2 separate regions of the Homo sapiens genome follow, and region 1 is linked to region 2. The links are chromatin contacts, found by Hi-C or POLR2A ChIA-PET in ENCODE. All regions are on one chromosome and are shown on one strand. Each heading gives the region's core, a stretch centred on a gene start or an enhancer-like site at or near the end of the contact. The rest is flanking DNA. Distances are from core to core; before and after follow the strand shown. Region 1 holds the start of TMEM9 (transmembrane protein 9). Region 2 holds the start of CAMSAP2 (calmodulin regulated spectrin associated protein family member 2).

The links. Hi-C counts contacts between places; a loop is a spot of excess contacts on that map. ChIA-PET counts read pairs that join two places held with the same protein, here RNA polymerase II (POLR2A). Pooled maps may share reads with other maps.
Region 1: a loop to region 2 is called in a map of CD8-positive, alpha-beta T cell, with 30 times the contacts of the local background. The contact joins the promoter of TMEM9 here to the promoter of CAMSAP2 in region 2. A Hi-C loop is called at or near these places in 3 of 168 maps with a recorded cell type or tissue (CD4-positive, alpha-beta T cell, CD8-positive, alpha-beta T cell and naive thymus-derived CD4-positive, alpha-beta T cell) and 7 of 50 pooled maps. POLR2A ChIA-PET finds 5 or more read pairs at or near these places in 1 of 52 experiments (activated T-cell).

What each region holds. Positions count from the first base shown.
Region 1 is chr1:201,153,126-201,155,827 of GRCh38, reverse strand. TMEM9 (transmembrane protein 9) reads left to right here and starts at 1,354. Exons shown (of 5, transcript NM_001288565.2): 1 at 1,354-1,970. The coding sequence starts at 1,905. RefSeq lists a silencer at 1,278-1,557 and an enhancer at 1,968-2,117.
Region 2 is chr1:200,737,564-200,740,263 of GRCh38, reverse strand. CAMSAP2 (calmodulin regulated spectrin associated protein family member 2) reads right to left here and starts at 1,371. Exons shown (of 17, transcript NM_203459.4): 1 at 298-1,371. The coding sequence starts at 436. RefSeq lists silencers at 562-631, 662-1,021 and an enhancer at 1,662-1,741.

The sequences.
Region 1 (2,702 bases), core at 105-2,604, 420 kb before region 2:
CCTTGAAAATTTGGTAATATTAATCCCATTTTATGGGCATGGAAACCGAGACTTCTGAAAGGATTCCAAAGACTTCCAAAGATCCAAAGGCGGTGTCCTAAAGGAAACCACCCAAATTCACACAACTAGGAAGGGAGGAACCAGGATTCCTGCCCTGGTCACTCTAGCTCCAAAGCCCCTGACCTTTGCATCACACTGCAGGCCTCCTGCCCCTGCCCCCTGCCAACTAGATTTAATTTAATTCTATAGAATTCAGTTTAGCAAACACTTCCTGAGCACCTACCAAACACAGGTCACTCTGCCAGGTGGCAAGGATATAAAGAGGAATAAGACATAAGCATAGGAGAGAGGAACACAAACTCAGTGGCCTCCAGATAAGTGCCCACCTCAGTTCACAGGGCCTGCGAGGGGCTTGATTCCACCTGGACCCAGCCCCTATGCTAATCCAGCCACCAACCTCAAGTTTGGGCCATATTGATACCCCTCCCACCCACCCCTAAGGAATCCCAACATATCAAAGCTGAAGGGGATCTTAGAATCCAACCGAATCATTTTACAGATAAGGGAAGTAAGGGAAGCTGAGGCCCAGAGAAGGGAGGTATCTTTTCCAGGCTAACACAGCTGCTTAGGGGGAGCGCCAGGGCCAAAGCCCCGGTGTCCTCACTCCGGGTCTGGTGCCCTGAATTCATATGACTCCCCTTTCCTTCACAGCTGGCAAGAAGTTCACATCTGCCACATAGCAGCCAGGGACCCTCACCCCTGCATCCTGGCCATGCACACTTTGCCCCATTTTGCCAGGCCCAGCACCAGCATGGGGTAGGGGGATCAGGCTGAGGACGCTGTTGTGCACACTCTTCACAGGCCCAGCCCACACCACCCATCGCCAACCCTAGATTTCTCCTTCTCAGAGGTGTGTGTAGGGGTAGAGACGTTGCCGCGCAGAAAGTCTTCTGCAGCAAAGACGTGGATCCCTAAATAACATTTCCAGATTTTGAATGAGGACAAAGCCCTTCAATCTCGTATCGTTTTTGTTGACGTTACTAGCTTACAGTGTATAAAGCGCTTTCTTTCTAAAACAGCAAGATGAAACAAGCTGAGTTTTATAATACAAGGAAGGGAGAAGCACCGCAGTGGGAGTTCTCAGGCCACACAAAGGCAAGACCCTTCCCCAGGAGTTTGGAAGGCTGACGTTCCCTTTTCTGGTTTGGTCGGGTTTGAGAAATGCCCGCCTCTCCCTTGCGCAAGAGTCTCCCCGCCCAGGTGAAGGCGGGTCTTGTTGCCATGGCGACAGCGCGGTCGGGTTAAGGGGCTGCTCTGGCAACCAATAGAAGCTAGGAGAGGGCGGGGACAACTGGGTCTTTTGCGGCTGCAGCGGGCTTGTAGGTTCGTGGACGCGGCATTGGGGGAGGGGACGGGGGTCGCGGGGCTATTGGGGGTCCCAGTCCGGCTTAAGACCTCTGGGCGTGGTGGGCACCGGCCTTCGCCGTCGGAGCAGGGGTCCCAGACTCGCACCCAAAAGTTCCCGTCGGGCCCGAGCGGGGAGGAGCTGCGGGGCGGGCAGAGGCGGAGATGGCGGAGGGCGGTGGGACGTGATGCGCGGGTCAGAGCCGGGCCTTGAGAAGGAACTGGAGGCCCCTGGCAGCGGTGTCCCCTCGAGGACCCCTCTGCCGGGCTCACCAGGTGGCTGGCGGAGAGCCGGAGAGTTGGGCGGGAGGGAAGCAGGGTTTGGCGACCAGGTTTAGCAGGCCTTGGAATCCTGGAGCCCAGCCCCCAACCCCATTCCCACTTGGCCGGATGGTTAAGGGCCTAGCGTGCTGGCTGCGGTGTGGCCACCTTCCCCTTCTCCGACTCCGTATCTCTTTTTCCAGGTGTCCGGCTTTGCTGGCCCAGCAAGCCTGATAAGCATGAAGCTCTTATCTTTGGTGGCTGTGGTCGGGTGTTTGCTGGTGCCCCCAGCTGAAGCCAACAAGGTGAGGGAGGTGAGCCTGCAGCACCTGGTCACGACCACAGTGCACGGCCACCCTGTCTACAGGGCTGACTCAGAGGTAGCCAGCTGCTCCTTAAGCCTGCCTCTCACTCACCTATGGGCCATACTTCTTTTAGTGGTCTTCCTTCAGGTTCAAGGCTGCTGGCCTCCCTAAGGATAGTGCGGGTGAGGAGTGAGGAAGGGTGGGGCACAGAGCACTGGCTCACTCTGATCAGACAGATCAGTGGTGGACTTCCAGCAAGGAAGTTTGGAGAAGTTATCTAAGTTCTCCATACCTTCCTTTGCTTTGGACCAAAGTATGTTTTGTTTCAGATATTTTTGGATTTGGGAGTATTTGCACATAAAAAATGAGCTATCTTGGGGAGGGGACCTAAGTCTAAACCTGAAGTTCGTTTATGTTTCATATATGCTGTATATACATAGCCCGAAGGTAATTTTATACAATATTTTCAATAATTGTGTGCATGAAACAAAGTTTATCTACACTGAACCATCAGAAAGCAAAGGCGTCACTATCTCAGGCACCCATGTGGATAGTCTGGTTGGTTGGCATCACCACCATTCCTGACAATGAATTTATATGCTACCGATAAATATTTTCTTACGTTACACATAAGTTCTTAACGGTAAAAAAATATGATGTACTATTAACACAGTGAAAATAAATGATGTGTTCAGGGTAACTAAGCACAGTAGCATCACCAGAATACCTGTA
Region 2 (2,700 bases), core at 122-2,621:
AATCAAAACCACTCTATGTAAAAACATAAAATTGCTCACTGGGGGATGGGGGGGACATTTTGCCATCCAATAAAAGGAATCTGGCCAAATCCCACCTGACCATTCACGTGCCCTTCATTGAAGACCAAACCTGCTTTCCTTATTTCTCCTTTCTTTCTCTTCCTAGCCTCCCATCATCTCCCTTAACCTGTACGAGAAGACAGGCACGGGGAGGGAGGGATTCGAGAATCGGGAACAAAAACCGAGATGTGGACCACATCAGGAGGAAGAGGGGAGGGAAAGGGTGACACCACTAACCTGTCCCAAAGGCTTTGGCCACCAGCCAGGCCAGATTGCAGGCGATTTTGGCCCTGGAGAAATCATAGTGGTCAAAAGGCTTGATGGCTGGAACAATGAACGTCTTTCTCATCTCCCTGGGGTCTGCAGCATCCCCCATCTTTCACCGCGGCTCCTCGGGATGTCCCGGCCCTAACCTTCACATGGCGTGGCCTCGCCACCACGGGGGTCGGGAGGGAGGGAGAAGCAAGCTCAAACCATCGGGGCCCGGGCGATGTCCGCCCGGGCGCCGACGGAGGAGAAGCTCAGCTGTCCGCGCCGCGCGCCTGCCGCCTCCCGCGGGAGCCGCCGCCGCCGCCGCCGCCGCTCCCGGGCATAGGAATGTGGCGGCGCCGTCTCCGTCCGTCCGTCCGCGCGAGGTCCGCCCCGTGCCCGCGCCCCTCCGAGCCACCCGCCCCGCGAGCCCGCGTGTGAGCGAGGCCGCCTCCCCTTTGTCTCGGTTTAGTCACACGGGCTTGGGGGAGGGTGGAGGCTGGAAGGGCCCGGAATTTTAAGGGAGGGGGGATGGGGGGAGCCTTCAACAATCACGTTGTGGAAAATGTCCCCGCCATCGCGATGCCCGCACGCCCTCGCCTCCCTCTCCCCTTCCCTCGGAGCGGGGAGACCCCTCAGGCCCCGGGTGGGCGGAGGGACGAGCAGGACGAGGGGGAAGCGCGGGGCGAGCTGGCCCACCCAGCGCAGCCCGGCCCCTGCCCGCCGGAGACGCAGCAGCGGAAAACGTCAAAATCACTGCGGCTCACAGGCCGCCGCCGGCCCGTCCCCTCCTCTGTGCTCCCTCCCGTCGCCGTCTCCTCCTTCCCCTGCCGCCGTCGCCGCTGCCGTCTCCCGGGTCTTCCTCCCTTGCTGACGGCGAAGGTGGTGGCCGGGGAGAGGCCGCGAATCCCAAGCTCTCAGTTCCTGTCTTATCAGTAATGTCCTTGTAATTTTTTCCTGCCCCCCTTTCTGCAGCTCGCTGGATCGTTCCCCCTCAGCCGCCGCCGCCGCCGCTGCGGTTTTCCGGCTGCGGCACTGGATGAAGGAGCAGATGCGGAGACTGAGCATGCGCCTTCGCGCGGCTCCGACCCACCCCCCCCAACCCCCGCCCCCGCCCCCGCCCCCTCCCCGCTTCCCTCCCGTCTCCGGCCCACTGAGCATGCCCAGCCTCGCTCCCCGCCCGCGCCCGGGATTCGGGGCGGCTGCCTTTTAATCATCGCTCTGGAGTACTCGCTTCAGTGGACATCCTCCACGTCCCTGGCTTTTGGCTGCTGCTGCCTGCACTGCTGAGAGAGGAAAAGGAAGGGAGGGAGGAGGGAGAGGCCTGGCAATAGCTTTCGTATTCTACTTACACAGTGCTTCATCGAAAAGAGTTGATATTTACTTAAAATGTTCATTATGTGACACACACTTTGCAGCGAACTTGACCTGCACTATCTCATTTAGCCCTCGCAATAATCCTGAGAGGTAGATGTCATTGCTGATTGTCCACGAAAGAGAGGTGGAGTTGATTAGGTCATACATGGAACTTAACCAGGATTGAGGATCTGTGGGGGCTCCAAACCTGTGTTAATTTCATGATATCGAGATATTTTCTTAACTCAGTGCTCTCCACTTAAATTTTATCTCTGAGAGGGCACACGTCCAACAATGCCTCCCCATTCTCTCAGAAAAGAGCATAAATTCTTTCACAAAACAAGCTAATGCCCTTTGTGATCTGGCATCTACAGGCCTTTATAGCTTCATTTTGTCAGAACTGCTCTCTATTTTCTTCAATGAGCATGCCTTCTCAGATCTCTACCTCCTTGCTCAGGGTGGTTCCTCTGTCCACCCAGCTTACTCCTACTGCACCTTCAAACTCCACAGTAGTCACTTCCTCCATGAAGCCTTCCCTGACAGCTGCTGACAACTTTCCAGTCAGGGCTGTCACACAGGTGCCTCCCCTGTTGTTCCCGGAGCACCCTGTTCTTATTTCTGTCGTAGCATCTGTCACATCGTGTGGCAATAATCAGTTACTTGTCGGTTTTTCCCATTGATGACATGATGACAGGGTATATCTCCAGCAGCTATACGGTGCCCAGCCCCATAGTATAATTGCTCAATTAATGGACTACATGTGAATATTATCAAAGTTAACACATACTGAGCTTACTTAAATCACTAGCTCCTCACGTCTCATTTTAATACATTATCTAATTTTATTTTTAAGTGATTGTTGTTGTTATTATTATTATTATTGAGACGGAGTCTTGTTAAGTCGCCCAGGCTGGAGAGTGGTGGCAAGATCTCAGCTCAGTGCAATCTCCACCTTTAGGGCTCAAGCGATTCTCCTGCCTCAGCCTCCTGAGTAGCTGGGACTACAGGCGCGCACCACCACGCCCAGCTGATTTT